Linked DNA regions of Homo sapiens: regions 1 and 3 are each linked to region 2. The links are chromatin loops, found by intact Hi-C in ENCODE. Cell type or tissue: heart right ventricle. All regions are shown on one strand. Links, peaks and the distances in the headings refer to the core of each region. The heading gives the core; the rest is flanking DNA. Region 1 has its middle 140 kb from the start of DUSP6. Region 2 overlaps DUSP6 (dual specificity phosphatase 6). Region 3 has its middle 140 kb from the start of LINC02458.

Region 1 (6,201 bases), core at 1,801-4,300, 130 kb before region 2:
CTTTTAAAATCTGAGCTAGAGCTCAGAGTAATGAGATGGGAAGTTTTAAATAATCCCTTTTTCAATCACAAGAGGTTAACAAAATTGCAAACTCTGAGATAATGTTGTTTTGTCAAGAGTCCTAGGTCAAATTATCACAAGATTAAATATGGAATTGAAATTAGATAGAAGCCCAAGTCACATTTTGGTAAATGATTATAGATTGCAGTATATATAAAAGTTATCCTATGTGATTTTAAATGTGATGTTGTTTTGATCGCTAGGGTGAGAAGAAATATTTAACACATGGAATCCAATCACTGGGGAAATGTTTAGAACTCTTTTTTTCAAAGGTTTAAAAAAAGTTAGAACAAAATTTTCTAATTCTCCTTTAAATACTTTTTGAAAATAACAACAATAAATAAATAAAATCATTTTTTAAAGTTTTAGAATATAATGTTTAAAGGTTATGAAAACTTCAAATAAAGTTCACACTTAAGTATTATGAAAAAAACTTTCATATTTTAACAATTAGGGTTATCTACTCTGCAATTCTTATAACGTTAGGAACGTCAGCTCTCAAGAGTGCAGGGCTGTGTCTGCCTGGTTTCTGGCTCTGTCTCCAGCAACTAGGAGTGTAGGGTAGTGCTAGCTCATATTATGTGTTTAAGTATTTGTTGAATGGATCAATAATCACATACATGTACTAATATAAGAGACCTCATGAATTCAGTAATTAATGGCTCCCATTTGCTCAGAAAAGGTAACTATATGAGAGGATGGGTATGTTAATTTGCCTGTGGTAGTCATTTCACTATCTATATGTAAATTAAGATAAGTATATATCAAAACTTCATGTGCTCCTTAAATACACAATTTAAAGAAATCTAACTGAACAAATATATGCTGAGGGCTTCTGCATGCCAGGCTCAGTTTTAGGCACTAGGGATACTGTAAACAAAACAGAAAAAAGGAAATTATTTATCCCGTTGGAGCTTGCCTTCTAGTTGGGTGAGACAAAGAATGAACACTCTAAGCAAGTAAAATATATAAGGGCTAGTTGGGGATAAGTTGTTAGTAGAAAATTAAACAGATAAGGCAGATACAGCATGTCAGGTATGGAGAACAGCCTGGAATGTTTAAGGTCTAGTGAGGGGAAGGCCAGTGTGACTGCAGCAGATTGAGTCAAAAGGAGAAGAGAAGGAGACAGGCTTGTAAACACAATGGCCATTATGAGGCTTTCACCCTGAGTCAAATGGAGAGCCATTGGAGGTTTTTGAGCAAACATCCAACTTATAGCAGACTCATTCTGGCTGCTGTGTTGAAAATAAAATGAGGCAGAGCTGGAGCCAAAGCAGGAAAATCTGGGAGGAGGCTATTTTAACCATCCACGCGAGAGATGATGCTGGTATTTATTGTACACCATGTGTCAGGCAGTGTGAGAACTGCTTTATATATTTGATATTTACATGCTCTATTATCTAATCCTCACAGCCCTGTGAGTTAAATCTTATTGTTGCCATTTTATAGATCAGGAAACTAAGGCTATCAATGGTAAGTTAACTTGCCTAAATGTACTAGGCTTGTAGGTGGCAGATGTAGGCTCAAATATAAATCTGTCTGTTACCTTACCCACTGCAGTGCCACTCTACATTTTCATACTCATTTTGCAAATATTTTATAATAATTTGTATCAATATATATCCAGAGATTGTGATAGCACCCACTTTATGGGTGATACAGCATTAATAATGAGACACCAATTCATCATTCCAGCTCTGTTCTCTGCTTCTCTATGTCGTAAACCTTCTGCACCATCCAAAGCAACTAGCTCATTATTTCCTAAACATTTATTGAACATTCCTGACTATTATAATTATAGGCTTTTAGAATTAAAAACAAAAAACTTAGACAACCTGACACTCAAAACAGGAGCTCTATCTATAGCTAGCTTGATAATAGGTCATTGGTCTCTGAATATTATCAAGTAACAGAGAAGGTGTTTATTGTTGGCTGTACCCATTCACATACTGACATGAGACACTTCCCGGAGAATCCCAGAGATTCTTGCAAAAGATCTTTCAAGGAGTTGGCCACATTAAACGTTTGGATACAAGGCAATAACATTCACATTAGAAAAGATACCCCATCAGCCAGGCATGTTGTAGTAATGAAAGCTGGGACTAAGAGTAAAAAAAAGCAAAATTCTGCTATCACCTCAATTCTGCTTCTGTTATCATTAGAATGCTAAGATTTCTTGGCTTGAATATCAAATTTAATATTTTTTAGATGGCAGTTCATTTTTACATTCCTCTATAACTCATGAAGAAAATAACTGTTGAAGGGACAGAAAAAAATGGAACCATGAGTTTTAAGATTGGAATCTCAGTCCTGTATTTACTACCACCTACACATGGGTTTCAGGAAGTGGCTGCCAACCAGATCCTATTACTGCTTTACACAATCTGCCTATTCTATGGCATGACACTAAATTAAATCTTGGAGAATGTACTAGGATGGAGAGGAAAAGAGCAAATAGCAATAGATCGAACACCTTGGAAATTCCAACTATTGGCCTGGCATTGTGGAGTCTTCTGGGTTCCCTGAATGGAGACTATTATTCCAGAGATTGGTAAAAACACAATACAAAAGGCTAGAGACAGGAGATAGGAGGCTACTATTGGTTCTTCCATTTTTCACAGTGCATCAGATAGTGACAACAGGATTATAATTACAAAAGCTCCCTCACTTCTTTAAAGTCCCATCTTGCTCTACCCCCTGGCTCAATGCCTGGGTGCCAAAAGCTCAGGAAGAACAAGATCAAGGCAAAATTAACAGGTGAAGTTTAACACAAAACCTTGGAACAATTATCTCCATTGAAGCCACATCAAGTGACTTTAGGAAAGCAAATCAACTACACATTTTCTTAGTACCTTTGCACAGAAGATTAAAATTAGTAGTATATCTGCTTATACCTGATGATCTTTAAATATCATTTTTGTGCTTTCCCTGTGTATTAGCATGAAAAGTTTAAGCACACTGACTTCAAAACCAGTGAACAGAGATAAGAGTCCTGACTAGAAGTCCAGGTTACTAAAATAAAGAGCTTTGTATGGTGGTTTCTCATATTGCTATTACACAATATCATGTAACAATTCTCTCCTTAAAATTTCATCCCAGGCTACTGCCTGAGATACAAGTGAAACACCAGGGTGGACCTGGGGCCGGCTCTGAGGCAACTTCTTTAGAACAGGATGTCCTCCTTCCTTTAGGTGACAGGTTACATACTGAGAGTTTTTTCATCCCTATTGAAAACATCTCATTTGCTGCCAAACTATATGTAAGGGAAAGAAGCAAGGTCTGCCCTCAAAGGCTCCTTGGAGACTGAAACCAGAGAATAGCCGGACATACACGCAGTATGAAAAGTCTAAATTAAACAATGGCTTTACAAGAGCACCTTCCCATGTGACTTTGAATCAGAGTAAAGGGAAGTTCACAAAAATCAAAGCAGTAAAAGGGATCTTTATTTGGAAAGTACTCATTAACTGGGCAAAGCCAACCTTTAGGAATTAGATCTGTGAGGAAAATCCTCCTGGCAATGAAATCAGGACTTTGAATTCTACTGGCTCATAAAATAAATAATAATATCCACTTACAGTTCTATATTACCTTTCAGTTTACAAAGTGGCTTCCCATAGATTATTTTATTTTATCTTCACAACACTCGTCTTACATAATGATGCCTGATTATTCCCTTTCATGGGTTAGGAAATTGAGGCTGGAGAAGCAGACCGGATTTCCTCAAGGTCACATAGTTATTAAGAAGCAAAGCCCAAATTGACATTTTGGTCTCCAGACCCCCATTTAGGAGCTGTTTCTTTGTTGCATCTCTAAAGTTAGTAAGCCATAATTTTATATTATCATATCTAGGTATACGTTCATTTGTAAAAGCCCCTGGTTACTTAAGATCTTGAAAAAGAGTTAGGCTAGGCTTAGAATAAGGCAGAATTTCAAGCTGTTTTATATGTTCCCTGTGACAATGGCAAGAATCCAAGGTACATTTTGAAGACAAATAAAATGAACAGTATTTTTTTTTTTGAGACAGAGTCTTGCTCTGTCACACATGCTAGAGTGCAGTAGTACAATTTCAGTTCACTGCAACCTCTGCCTCCCAGGTTCAAGTAATTCTCATGCCTCAGCCAACCAAGTATCTAGGACTACAAGCACATGCCACCACACCCAGCTAATTTTTGTATTTTTAGAAAAGACAGGGTTTCACCATGTTGGCCAGCCTGGTCTCGAACTCCCGACCTCAGGTGATCTGCCCACCTCGACCTGCCAAAATGCTGGGATTACAGGTGTGAGCCACCATGCCCAGCCCAAAATGAACAGTATTTTTGAATTTCATAATAGTAATATCAAAGGCTAAAACTACTGCACATATTAGAAGCTCTGTCAGTGGAAAAAAAATCAAATTTCCCTGATCAACTTATAAACTTGAAACAAGTTTTTTCTAGGGCTCTCTCTTCACTGAATTAAATACTATGATTTTGAATGTTGAAAATACTTGAATCTTGCTTTTAGTACACACAGTTGTAGAGTTGTGCTTTTCCTTTTTTTTTCATTGTTTATTTTTTAACTAATGTGAGCTATCTTAAAACAGAGAGCTATGGTGAAAGGGCAATGGTTAAGCAACCAGAGAGATCAGGCTTTGAACCCAGGCTCTACCTGGATGATCTGAGTAATTGATTTACTGAGAGCGTTATCTACTTAAAGGAAGCAAAACTATCATTGCTTGATTCCCACCAGAGTATGGAGGCAAGCCTGGAAAATAAGACATTTAAGAAGAAAGAAACAGTATTCTTAATTAAGGAGGGGTGCAAAATAGTGAAGACCACTGGAATTCAGCAGTTCTAATTCACTAAAGTCATTTCAATCTTTCAGGTAGCCTTTTGAAATAATCAAAATGCTATGGAAGAATGTTGTACTTTAAATGCTATGAAAGATGCTATGTTCCATAACATTTAAAGTACAACATAATGTTGTACTTTAATGCCAGTCATTGCCTGTGGCCCACAATTCATTTTCAGAAAGTCCATCCTGCTTGTACCAAGTGACACTTAGCACCCAATCTGATGGAAAAACACCCACCCAATGGAGAATCCATCCATAATTCAGCAAATCAGATTCTCTGACCTGGGTATATAGAATTTAGCATTAGCAACTGAGACAGTGAGATGAGAGTTGCTTGAAGGTGGCAGGGACACATTGACAGGTGTAGGACCAAAGTCAGGGCTGGACCCATTCAAGCAAAAGCTATGTCTAAGCAGAAGTTAAATGGAGCGGGGCAACCATGAGTAAGGTGGTAAATATGAAAAACACAATTAAGCACGTAAGAGGAGAAAAGTAGAGTCAAGAGGCTAGTAGTTCAGCAAGAGAAGAGAGTGGATTCAGGTACTGATTTTGCAGTCCCGGGGCCTTTCATGTCCTGGTTGTACTTTTTTCCCTCCAAAGTTTTCAGAGATGCCCTACTATCCTTTCAGCAAATTTTACTAAAACGTCTGAATGGCTTCCTGTCTCTTAGAAACAAAAGGCCATGAGCATAATGCTTTTTTTAATAAAGAGGCAAGACATTGATTAAATTAATAAAAATACATGCCAACAAGTCAAAGAATGAATTAAAAGCCACATGGGTGAGAGCTGGCAGAAGCAGAGAGTTGGCATGCAATCAGAGATGGGTGAGGTTCACCAGAGAGCTCTCCCAAAAGAAATGAACTGAAGCAAATTTGGAAAGAAAGAAGGTGATGTGTACAGTGAGAAAGGTATTTGGGGAAATATCTGCAAAAGATAATAAAGATCAAACCTCTGAAAGTGAGTTCAAAACCTGGCTAGTAAAATTGACTAATCTTTCAAAGAAATAAAAAATTTTAAACTAATTTTATTTCTAATGTAATATCTTCTAACCTAATGAAGATATTTTTAAATATTAAATTACATTGAAACTCATTTTCTCCAGTTGAATGAAAGTAGTTTGTTTTTACTAATTTTGATGTTTTTAAGTCCAAAATCAAGTGTGCCCTTAGTGTCTACTCAGCTGCTATCAACTTTCAGTGTGTCAAGTATTTACATATTCAAGTTCTGCTTATGAAATTGACATACGTTTCCTAGTCCATGGCTCAATTAGCAAAAAGAAGAACTGTTCTTATGATAAACATTCAACCA
Region 2 (6,201 bases), core at 2,176-4,675:
CATACTATGTGGAAATTTAGGCCACATGGAGAACCAAAGTCCCCAGCCCCGGCCCCTGGCAGAGGTCCCAGTGGGCAGCCAAAGCCAAAACCAACTCACCAGCAAAGTGAGTGAACTATCTTAGAAATGAATCCTCTGGCCAGCAGTTGAGCTGCCCCTGACAAAACTGCGCTGATCAGAGGCCAGCCTCCCCTGCTGAGCCCTGACCAAATGCAGACTTAGGAACAAAATAAATGACTGTTATTTGAAGCCACTAAGTTTTGGGGCGCTTTGTAATGTAGCAATAAATAAATGGAACATAAGATAAAAGGGTATTCCTGCTACAATTTTTCAGAGAGCCAGGTACACCCGAAGATCCCCTGCTGCTCCTTCCGCTCTTTCTTTCCTCCTTCTGTTCGTGTTTGCAGTAGGAATTAAACTGGACCCAATGAAAAATACTTAACGTGATAAATACTTAGATTTTCCCCAAAAGTAGGAAACAGAATTCTTTAGAATTAGCAACCTTTTCCAGACTTGCTTCGTGCTTTCTCGGATGTCATTATCAAAAAGTGAATGATATTTCCTCACTTTTCCTTTGAGTGTCTGAGAGTTCATGTTTGACGGTATGGTGGTTTAACATGTTTTTATTACATCAGTGATGGCTAATAGATATGCACGCCTTCTCTAGTGGTGTTTTCCATGACAAAGTAAGAAAGTGAGTGGGTCAAATTGCATACATGTGGGCCATTAATCCTTTCCTATATAAAAAAATAAAATGTGGGATCTAAAATGTTAGTTGGAAGCAGATAGGGAAATACAAGACCTTGCCCGGTAGTTTCTTCAGGGCTCCTCTTTGATTTGGGCACTTTAGCGGTTCCATCTAGAAACGGGTCATTGCCTTCAGCCTCTGAGGGCTCCTGGGAGGTCTTTCGTTGCCTTTTATTTTTAACTTGTTTCATCGAACCAGTGCAATGCACACCAAGGCCTGGATAAATATTTGTGAGTTGTTTGAACTTTGTTCTGTGCCCTTCAATATTCTCAGGAAATCGATTTTGGACTTTAAAGAAGTTTGAAAATTCGTTCACCATAACTGGACTGATTCAGGGCCAATTGCTAAGTGAGCAGTGAGAACACGGGAGGAACAAGGGTATTTGAAAGTCTTGCAGGATCTTTCCGAAAACGATTATGGCTGTGTGAGGAACTGCATATAAATTTACACCCAAAGTAATCCTTCTGAAGCAGCTGAAAGTCTGAAGACTGACTTTTTTTAAGAGGACATTTCAAGGATATTTTCTTACAGCCAGCTACCACATGATCTGCCCTGGCTGTATCCTAAAAACCCCCATCTCCATTATTTGCTAATTTGCTGGTCAGTTTACCTCTCTTCTTCTGTAGACCTGCACCATATATATGTCTTCTGCCTCTCCTCCTTGCTTCTTCACACCCTTCCCCTTTCCCCTGACCCACCTCCCTCTCCCAGTTTGCCTCTAGGAGGGATAAGAGTGAGGAAGTGAACTTCTTTGGGGCCAGTTTAGTTGTGTCATCCTGAAAGGGGAGTATGGGCAAGGGTCAGGGTCAGGCCCTATGCTAGCTGGTAGCCATTTTAGAGATACTTAGGAAAAGTAGTTTTATAATTTAAGTGCCAATGGGACCAAGGAAGAGCAACTTCTCTGCGGAGAAGGAGGATGGAAGTTTACCCCCGGTGGACACCTCTCTGACAGCACACCAGCTGGGGCCTCCCATGTGGCTGTGGAATTCACATGGAATTTGGCTAGTCATTTAACCTCTGCTTCCTCCACTTCCTCAGCTGTATAATGGGGACAGCATTTCCTAGCCGACATCATGAGACTTTATAAAGGGGAGCAAATACTGATGACAAGCAGTTTCCAACAGGAAGAGCCAAAGGCTCAAGGTTCAGTTCTGCAGTAACAAGCACTGGATATGCAAACCTTCTCTAACATTATGTGTCAGGTGTCCCATAAAGGTGGCTTTAGGCTTTATTGGCCTTTCTCTGCCTCAGTTTCCTCTTTGCAAAATAAAGATAATAATAGGACCTATCTCACAGAGCTGTTTTGAAGATTAAATGAGATACAAAGTATAGTATCTGGTACTCATGATAAATGTTAGTTATTTGTTTCACCTGCTCCGCACCTCATTTTATCATGTAATAAGTGTCACCAATCCATGAACAGAAGCTGGAATTATGAGAGAATCCTAGAATGGGAGGTAAAAACTCCCTCATTTTTACAGACAAGAAAAAAGAAATGCGGTAAGATTGGGTGCCCTGCCCAGGGCTACCTGATTCATTAGCAAGAAAGCAGCAGCTACAGTTCAGGTCTCCTAATTGTCAAGGTTGGTGCAAGTCTCAGTTTTCATTCCTTTGAAGACTGTGTTGGTATTTTTATCCCCAGATAACCCTTTTTCATTCCTATTTTAACGCTAAGACCAGTTCATACTATTAACCACTGCAATCTCTGTCTCCTGCAGCTCCCAGGAAACCTGCTGATAACCTCCCCTTCCCAAAAGCCATACCCCACCCTACCCCCCTGCCCCTGCAAAAGGCCAGGAAAGGTAGCGCTTTCTCAGAGACCTGAGGAAGCTACTAATGGGGACAGCAGGTGAGGAAGGAGGCGGTGGAACTGCAGCTGCTGGCAAAGGTTGCCCTAGTAACCGTGCGGGCTCCATTCAGGAAGCCAGCCCAACTCCAAGATGCAAAATGATCGCCTTCACGCGGCTACTGCAAGCACAAAGGAACCAGAGGAGCCCTGATATAGCTGGAAGAAAGGGAGGCACAGAGAGAGGTGGGGGCCCATGCTGTCAGTTACAACCTTCCACCTTCCACAGAAGAAAAAGAAGGAAAGAGAATAGCTCTTTGAATCTTCTGGCCTATGTGAACCGTAAAAACCACCCATTTAACATGAGTCCTTTGGTGAGAATAGAGGGAAACAGGCACCCCTCTGTTCACCAGCCTTCTGAAACAATATGTCAGGAGAAGGGGGAGAAACCTCAAACATTGCAACTTTATGGAGGCTCTAAGCTCTTCATACTCTCTCTCTCCTTTATTCAGACTGGTGACAAAGACCATTTGCTCCCAATTTATTGGAAACTTTTTTTTTTTTCACAGCTTGAGCTGCTTAGATGCAGCGAGCTCCCTCTCCCCAAATTGCAGTCAGACACTTGCTGAATGGGCCAGGCTCAATTATGCTCCCTCCACAGGTTCAGCTCACACTGTGACCCTGCATGGCTTCCTGCTATTCATATGTGTTACTTCCCCTTTGTGGTAATGGCTTGTGGCACTTAGCCAGAAAACATTATTAATTTCAGAAGTGGACTGACAAACAACAAACCCACAGTAAAACGAGAGGAAGTGCTGGGGAGGCCAGCTGTCGGCTTGAGCCAAGCAGTAGGAACTCAATGTATGCAGGTTCTAGGAGGAAAGAGATAATAATCCACAAAGAGGAAATGCACTAAAATTATCCACAGCCCATATTTTTTTAAAAAACGAAAGAAAGAAAAAGAAAGAGAAAAGAAATCAGAGAAAAGAAAGGGGGGAAAAGCACCCAGCTACTTGAGCTGCAGCTGGACAGGAAATTGCTAACGCTGCTTGCAAATCCTTACTTTGAACAGGCAGTTTAGGGAATGCCAGGAGCGGAAACCGTTCAGAACTGGATTAACACGAGCCAAGTTGAACTGCAATCCACTTCTCCTTTCTGTGCTCTTGCTGACTTGGGACACCCAAATAGGACAGACTGACTTGGTATATATATATATTTGCACTATTTCTGTTTGCTTTTTATACTTAGTTGCTTAAAAATCACCATGGACAGTTTTATATGATTGCCATCGAATGAAGGCCACTTGCCTCCTAAGTTAGTGTAGACGACCAAGCAGTCAACTCATGTGCCATGTAGGTGAAAAGCTCATTCTTCTCCCCACTTCACATGAAGGGACTGAGCTCATGCAAAAAGAGCCCCAAATATAAGTACGTTCTAGTTCTTTTGATTCCATACACCTGCCTTTTATTTTGGTTTGTGTATTTTTACATTTGAGGTAAGGAGAGGGTAGGTCCCAAGAAAAATGGCAAGATATAAAGTCTTTAGCTTGAAAAGAAACTAAAATAATCCCCACAAGTTTCAATAAGGGTTTCTGACCCACATCCCAAGCCAGTTAAACAAAAAAGCACATTACAACAGGGATGACAAAGTTGCCTCCTAAGTGCCAATGTAAAATTCTAAAGCCATATCCTGACACGGTGAGGAAGCTTAGATATGCCTTGCCATGCGCATGCTAGGGGAAAAAGTGGAGACATCATTCTGGATTCAGCATTCTCACACTAGGATATCTGCAGGTAGAATTGCCCATGACAACAGACTGGAAAAAGAATTATCCCTACTTCCTCTTTGGCATTATCTCAGCATTATAAAGCAGAAGATCCTGACAGTGAAGGATAGGGAGGAGGTTAACATGTGGCTGTCATCTTGGTATTCTGCTACACCTCTCTGTGGTTAATATCCAAATTGTATTCCTCAGCAAGCTATGCTCTATAGGTTCATTTTTCTTCAGGGGCTTTAAAATCTTAAGCCGGAACTATACTCATAAGAGGTATTGTTCATATACACGGTACAGTCGGTCCATTCTAGGATGTCATCTTTATTCGTGGCAAACGATGAATTTCATAAACTGCTGCTGAAAAACGTTCTAGGAAAAGCTTAAAAGAACCTTGCCCTACTATGCCTACAAGTCAAAATCAATCCCTGAATGAAAAAGTTCTAAAATGTGTCACTTCACACATAGGTATAACTGAGTTTTTAAAAACACACATTCAATAGCCAAAATAGTTATTTATTAATAATTTAAGGTTTTACATTCTTATAATAAATTCCAGCTCTAAACTTTACACCACGAACATAATGGAGAATTTAACTCTCCCTTCTTCACAATCAAATGCATTTCTCTTATCAAATGGGTACCCATGCTCACACACACACACTTCCAGTTTTATACAAATTTTTTTAAAGGAAAGAAACCAACCCAAAGTATTGCATTTGAGGTGACACTCCCTGAAGAATTTTATACAGAGGTAATATACTGTTTAGCACAGCTGAAGGTTTTTTTATTCTTTCTTTTTTTAAAGTGAGCCCATGATTTGGTGTCTTTCCCAGATTATCCCCTTTGCGACAACACAAGCAAAAATATTTACAAAGGTAAGGCATAGTCAAACTACATAAAGAGAAAAAATCATGAGGAAAATACATGAAAAAGACTAAAGACTTCGCCATAACAAGGTCTTAGTGATAATAGTGTCCGTAAAGATGTCATCAGAATTGGTAAAGTCAAGCATGCTGCAAATATACCCTTTGGATTAGAAAAGAGCACAATTTTCTTTTTTTGTTTTGTTCTGTTTTAAGAAGTGGCATACTGCTCTTTCTCCCTTTGGATAATTTCTTTTAAGCCCATCAAAGGAAAAAACAAACACAATTCAAACAAACACTGTCAAGTGATTCAAGATCAAATATTTACAATAATCAAATGGAGTATCAGATTTTTTTTTCCAAACTGATACCACAAATACAGAGCTGAAATCTCTCTTTGGCTCCTCTATATGCAAAATTGAATTAGTCTTCATTGAAGACAATTATATAGTCAGTTCCAGATGCAAAAGGAAACAGCCTTACAAGGCCCTAAAGAACACATGCTCCTACCCTATCATTTGGTTCTACCCTATGCGCCTGGAAGTCCTCGAATCCCAGTCCCTGCATGGGTAGGCTGTACACATGGGTACAGAGCAAACCTACTGCCTGTATCTATACAGCATGTCCTGTTATTCCAAAGAGAATGGAGCAAATCTCTCTGTTAGTATTAACCAATTCCGCACTTGGTAACCTTGTCTAGTACAGACAGCTGGTGTCATTTTGACACCTGGGGCCACACACAAAGAAAGCAGCCCAGCTGATGCTGCCAAGAGAAACTGCTGAAGGGCCAGACACATTCCAGCAAGGAGGGGTGTGGGGTCTTTCACGTAGATTGCAGAGAGTCCACCTGGTATACATTCTGGTTGGAAGGGGTGGTAAAATACAGCTGCTGTGCTGGAACCCTGTTGTCACATGGGCTGCTGAGTCCCAGCGTCCTCTCGAAGTCCAGCAGCTGACCCATGAAGTTGAAGTTAGGGGATATGTTGGATTTTTTCATTTTGACAATGTCATAGGCATCGTTCATCGACAG
Region 3 (6,201 bases), core at 1,604-4,103, 180 kb before region 2:
GCTTAGCCCACTAAATTTATTTTCCCAGGAGTAATGAAAGAACATCTGTCAAAGAAAAAAAAAGTCTTTAAGTGATGAATGCTAAGTAATGCACCTCAGGTAGCTAAAGATGCTCAGTTGAAGAGATCAACTGCAATGCTATGAGACACATATTAGCATGAGAGGATCCTGCCCGAAATTAGTCTTATACACAGATAAAATACAGCCTCCACCGCCCTAAATGTTCCAGTCCTCTCACCATAGCAAATTTGCTGAAACTCTATTGGAAAAGAACGTCTCCTTCTACCATAAGTTACAAAGCTCTCCATGGGAAATAATTTTATCTCATCCCTTTCCTCTGAGGAGCTGACCTTGTACAATATCAGGAGCCCAGATGTTTTGGAGTCAGACAGGCAGATCTTAAATCCCACCTTTGTATTTATAAGCTGTGTGATTTGGACATGTTTTCTACCCTTTCAAAGCCTCAGTTTCAATCTCTGTGATACCCAAATAATAAAAAGCTGTCTCATGGAGGCAAAGGGACTAAAAACTTAAGCAATGACTCAAGAATGCCCAATAATGTGCTTCATAGTAGACACTTAAAAAAAAAAGTTAGTTCCCATCACTTCCCCAATGCCAAGAAAGACTATGGGGAAGCATAACCCCTCTGGCACCTGGTGGGAAAGGAGGAACTGAAAGGGGATAAAGGGAGTGTAAGAGGAAATGGAGAGGGTGACACACAGACTAACTTCACCAGCACCGCCCCCATGCTCTCATTTCACCCGGGGCCAGTCTTAATCTCACATGGAAATGAGGGATAAGATATCTGCGTGTCAGACAGAAAGTACAAATTCAGTGCATCTGACTCAGAAACTTGGCAAAGATGCCGAGAGCAGATAATAAATATAATCACCCTGATTTAATTCAGATGGAGACCTCAGGGTTCGATCACTTCCAGCTGAGAGGTTCTCCTGTCATTGGAGGGAAGCCTGCTCTGACCTACCTGTGACAGTTGCTAATGGTTTTCTAAATTAGTGTCAAATATGATCTTATGAAGGAGTCATTTTTCCTTTAAGATGGTTTATGAAAGGAGTTTTCTGCCAGCACTTTGAAAAACAGAGAAATTCAACCAAAATCTGGTCAATGTTCATGTTGTTCTTCTATTTCAAGACCTGAGCACTTTCAACTACAATCAGTCAACAAATATTTATTAAGTCTGAAAATATTTGCTGTGTCAGGCACTGTGGGTGATGGAGAAGAGGTGGAGTGCATGGATTCCACTCTCAGTGAATTTTCAACCAGCCTACCTCTACAAAGTGATTGACCAATGAGACAAAACCAAAAAATCTATACTCAAGTGATAGTATACAAGAATGACCCCTGCCTCAGAGAATTGTGATGAGCTTCAAATATACCAATAGCGCAAACAGACATACGGACATGTGTGTTTCACAAATTAGTTATCCTACCCCCTAGAAAAAAAAAAAACAGAGAAATGTGAAAGCCAAGACAGCAGGGAGTCACAAAGATCAGGCTATCAACTATAGATGCTATAGAGATTTTGACAAAAAGAATGCCACTATTGACCTTTTAGAGAACTGCTTCTGGAGGGTGATGAAGATCAAAGCCAGTTAATGCAAAGAGTTAGGAAAGGGAAGCACAATTTCGCAAGTATAGCCAATAGGCGTAAATGACACATTTGAGAGGCTTGGGAAGGAGGATGAAGGGAGAAAACTGTAGCGTTTGGTGAAAGTTAGTCTGCTTATTTTTTAAGAAATGGAACTCTGTTTAAATAGCAGGTTTCTCTAGTAAGAGGGTAAAAATTAAAATGTTCTAGAACCTACCATAACTCTAACCTGATGCCAACAGGACAAGTACATGGTCTTGTGTCTCCAAGGAACTCAAAGATAGGTGGAGAAATTCTTTTACCTTTTAATCAAACAGTTCTAAAATAAAAATAAAAATAAAAACTTGCTTCCCTGGGATTTTTTAAAAAATAGCTTAGTTTATTTCATCAGCATTCTATAAAACAAAATAGAGACTGATCTGTTCTATCTGCAAAAAACACAGTTAAGGTACTTTTGACTAGGAACCTATTAATCCTTATTATATTTATTAAGAGTTTATACTTTAAGTCAATAATGACTTATTACATTGGCTTATTACAGCCCTCTTATCACCAAGTAAATGGTATAGGAAGCATAAAAATGTTAATGACAAGGCCTTTGCTCTCAGGAGGTTTTTTAACTCAATAGAGAAGACAAAAAAAATGTATAAATAACTTGCAGATAAAGGGCACTGTGACCAATTTAATAAAAGACTAAAGATATTCATTAAGAGAAGAAAAGAGAAAGAGGCTAATTCTGAACTAGAAGAGCTTAGACAGCTTCTTGGAGGAAAATGGACTTCAGTTGGGCTTTGAAGAAAGCATAAGCACTTCCAAAGCGATTCTGGTGGGGCTACACAGGGGTTGAGGGAGGTACAGTTCCTTTTGATTCCAGGCGGGAGGAGCTAATAAGCAAAGTGAAGAGTAAAAAGGATGGTCATAAACAAAACATCATAACAGTCTTGAAAGATGGTCCAAATACCCACTGTACCAAAACGGACTTCAAAACTCGAGCCCTCTAGATGGAAGATCTGTGCCTCTAGGCCTGTCTAATTCATTTCTGTGTTGTTACTCATGCCACTGTTTCCTAACTTCAATATTTCAGCTCTAGGGCCTATTTTTTTTCCCATTGTACTCATACTGCAGAAAGAGGAAATAACTCATCCAGTGGTGGGGATTTCTTAGCAGGGTTTTGAAGAGGGTTGCTGGGGGTGGCTGACTCTGCCAAAATGTTTCCTTTTTCTCTTGCTGTTTGTCAGATATTGCTGTTGAGCAACACTAGGGAGTGTCATCAACATGCAATCTCATCTGATTTATCTTCCCTTACTCACTCAGACTCAGCCCTTTGCCTCTTTTTTTTTTTCCTGGCTTATTTAGAGTTTCACAACCTCTTACCTTTAACTGCTGAATAAGTGTAAAACATGTGTGTATCTGGCATCAGATATTACAATCTCCAAGAAAAAGTATTCACAGTCAGAGATGGCTGTGGCTACCTAGTATACATCAATATTTTGCTTTGCTGTTATTTCATTTAGAAATTACATTTCCATTTTCCTCACAGATTCACATTCGAAACAATAAATTTTCAAATTTGTATTTTCCTCCAAGTCTCTCCCTTTTGAAAGGTGGATGGCTGAAATAAACATTTCTCTGAGCTCTACAGAGCTCAGAGTGTAAGTCTGTCCCAGAGAGCCATTAAAAAATTCCACACCAATAAACCACTGACGTAAATACAGGCGATGGAATATTTGGGTCTAACAGGATCCTAAAAAGGACTTTCAATCACATACACAGAGAAAATTAACTTCATTGACACATCAAAACTTTTGCAATGTCCTGGAGGCAGGGCCACCATGATTATTCTTCAACCCAACTAGCACAGACAAAGGATCTTATCGCCAAATCAGCCTGACTTCTTCGGGATCGATCAAGAAAACTCACCCTCCTCCCCCAATCTCTCTTCTCTGCACCCATCTTAATATGAAGAAAAATGGTTTGGGTTTTGAGTTGAGGATTCTAGAGCAGAATTTTAGATCTGATTGTTAAATAAATAGTTTGAGCCTAGTGAAAGATATGACTATACTAAAAATGGCTAAATAAAGCAGGTAAGAAAAACAAGGCAGCATATTGATCCTTTCAACAATGTATAGCTTTTATAGACCCTGCCATTCCATGCCAGTGTCTGGACTCACAAACTTTGGGGCAGCAAGCATTTTTAAAGCATTCAGTTGAGCTAAGAAGGACTGTATATGCATTAAAAAGTTTCTAGGACCTGTCTCCATTTCCCTGGATATACTTAACTCTACCTATTACCTTTTTATGTAAGTATCTTCTGCACACAAATACTGAAAAAGGTCAAGTTCTGGGAAGTCACCTGTTGGCTCTGTCAACATACAAAGGAAGCATCTGCTGTAAGATATTTCCTGCCTGAGGCCGTCTTTGCTTCCAAGTTTGTTGCTAAATCCCCAAAGCCTTCAATAGCACCTAGGGCCTAGCAGGAGATCAGTAAATATTTGTTGAATACTGAATGAATTCACAAATAAAAAGTGCTCATTGTTATTGATGTGCTCTCTTAATTGCCTACCTTGCCACAAACTAGACTTGCCTTAACCACTGGTCTCTATTCTTTCTGAATCCTTACCATATGTAAGGATTTGTCCGTATGGGTTCCCAAGTACTGTATCTCTAACCTCTGGAGTCTTAGTGTGAATTTGGTCCACAGGCACCAACAAGACTTGCTATCTCAGAGTTGGACTGTTCATTAAAATGACTTCAACTCTTCACTATCTGGCTTACCTTGGTTATCATAGTCCTAAATTCCAGAGCTACAGTGACACAAGTCCACATCCACATATAGCATGAGAATATAAAAGGTATAAAAGGGTAAAATTTAGTGGGGCAGGGGTGGGTGGTGGTAAGTTACTAATTGTGATAGTCTGATAGTCAGAATTCGAGATAGCTCCCAATAACCTCTGCCTCCTGATGTCCATTCCTTTATATAATCCTCCTTGAATGTGGGTTGTACTTAGTGGTCACTTCTAACAAACTGAATATGGTGAAAGTAATGGTATGTAACCTCTAATTTTGGGTATAAGAGACTATCTCTCTCTCTCTCTCTCTCTCTCTCTCTCTCTCTCTCTCTCTCTCTCTCCAGTAACCAGTGAGGAACTGAGGTCTCCCAGCAACCACCTGTGTGAAGTTGGAAGCGGCGCTCTCTCTCTCTCTCTCTCTCCAGCAACCAGTGAGGAACTGAGGTCTCCCAGCAACCACCTGTGTGAAGTTGGAAGTGGATTCCTTAGCCTCAGTCAAACCTTGAAACGACTGAAAACCTGGTCAACAGCTTGTCTAAAACCTCATGAGAGACCCTAAGCCAGACTCGCTTACCTACAGAAGCCTTTATCTGTATCTCTGAATAAATGTTTGTTATTTTAAGCTACTACATTTTGGTGTTGCTACATAGCGATAGATAACTAATATGCTAAATCAGGGATTGGCAAACACCCTCAAAGGACCAGATAGTAAATATTTTGGGATTTGCAGGCCACACAATGTCTGCTGAATGCAGGTGCATGGAGGTCTAGGCCCAAAGTCTTTTTGGGCATTAAGGGAAATTCATCTCCGTCTTTTTCTAAAGCATTCATTTTATTTTCTACCCATTCTACAGAGACTACCCATTCTACAGAAATTTCCTCAATGGAGAAAAAGGACTAAAACATTATACTTTTTCATTATTACCCTTATTTCTGCAGATATTTATCTTCCATTCAGTCCAGTCACTTGAAGACATATAGAGAACAACACAATCAGGTCACTCAACAAAAACTACCTATGTACAATGAATGAAGTGGCAACATATGAACATTTATTGTGTGTAAGTCGCCCTCAAGTAGCTAAACCATGGACAGTAAAACAGGAAAGTTATCAAGGAACATAAGAAATGTAAAACGGAATGTCATGGAAAGGTCAAGGAAGGAGAGATAGTTCAGCTGAGCAGATAGAGAAAAAGCTCAGTGCAAGAATGTGGCATTTGAAATGAGCTATGAAGAGTTAGGAGGTTGTAATGACTTAGGGGAAGGGCTTTCCAAAGACACCAGGACCAACAATAAGAATTCTTGATTTTTCAGGGAATCATAAACAGCATACAGATGTCCCTAGCCTTAGCAAACTGTAGCAGATTCAGATCTTAGACCACATGGAGTGGTGGAAAGTACATAAGCTTTGAATATAAAAAGACATGGAAACTAAGGGATGAGGTCCAGTCACAATGTGGTCACTTACTGATTTTACCTTAGAGAAATTACTTATCCTCTAGAAGCCTCAATTTAATCTTCTGTAAACATCAAGAGTGATAAAACAAATTGTCAGAGATGTTTGTATTTGTGAGCAAAAAGCATAGCTCCTGGTACACGTTATATTTTAAATAAATGCTAATTATTTTATTCATATAAAGTTTCTCCATAGCAAAGATACCAAGACCTAAATACTTCCTTATATGTAGATAAATTTCCACTTTAAGATTACTCCGCATCTAACTCCTAAATTCTCTTTCTAAAATTAACTCTGGGATTTGGAGACTAGAATAATAAAAACCTCACATGACATTTTTCCAGGAGCAA

Evidence for each region. Hi-C counts contacts between places; a loop is a spot of excess contacts. Peaks named below come from ENCODE experiments on the same cell type or tissue, not always from the same donor. Only the 100,000 strongest peaks of a DNase experiment are listed, where the experiment ranks them.
Region 1: a loop joins it to region 2, with 3 times the contacts of the local background. A loop is called at or near these places in 29 of 110 quality-filtered maps.
Region 3: it touches region 2 in a loop (4-fold over the local background); 39 of 110 quality-filtered maps call a loop at or near these places.

The regions. Positions count from the first base shown.
Region 1 is chr12:89,209,271-89,215,471 of GRCh38, forward strand. No RefSeq gene overlaps it. Among named protein-coding and RNA genes, the nearest start is that of DUSP6, 140 kb to the right of the region's middle. In heart right ventricle, for the core only: no CTCF peak of the experiment used is centred there; a DNase peak (open chromatin) is centred at 3,211; H3K27ac peaks cover 2,500 bases.
Region 2 is chr12:89,343,260-89,349,460 of GRCh38, forward strand. It overlaps DUSP6 (dual specificity phosphatase 6), which reads right to left. Exons shown (of 3, transcript NM_001946.4): 3 at 3,976-6,201. The coding sequence ends at 5,995. POC1B-DUSP6 (POC1B-DUSP6 readthrough) reads right to left here. Exons shown (of 11, transcript NR_189589.1): 11 at 4,806-6,201. Among named protein-coding and RNA genes, the nearest start is that of DUSP6, 6.1 kb to the right of the region's middle. RefSeq lists an enhancer at 2,914-3,093. In heart right ventricle, for the core only: no CTCF peak of the experiment used is centred there; DNase peaks (open chromatin) are centred at 2,623, 3,312 and 3,622; H3K4me3 peaks cover 1,926 bases; H3K27ac peaks cover 2,500 bases.
Region 3 is chr12:89,160,118-89,166,318 of GRCh38, forward strand. No RefSeq gene overlaps it. Among named protein-coding and RNA genes, the nearest start is that of LINC02458, 140 kb to the left of the region's middle. RefSeq lists an enhancer at 586-645. In heart right ventricle, for the core only: no CTCF peak of the experiment used is centred there; a DNase peak (open chromatin) is centred at 2,804; H3K27ac peaks cover 2,500 bases.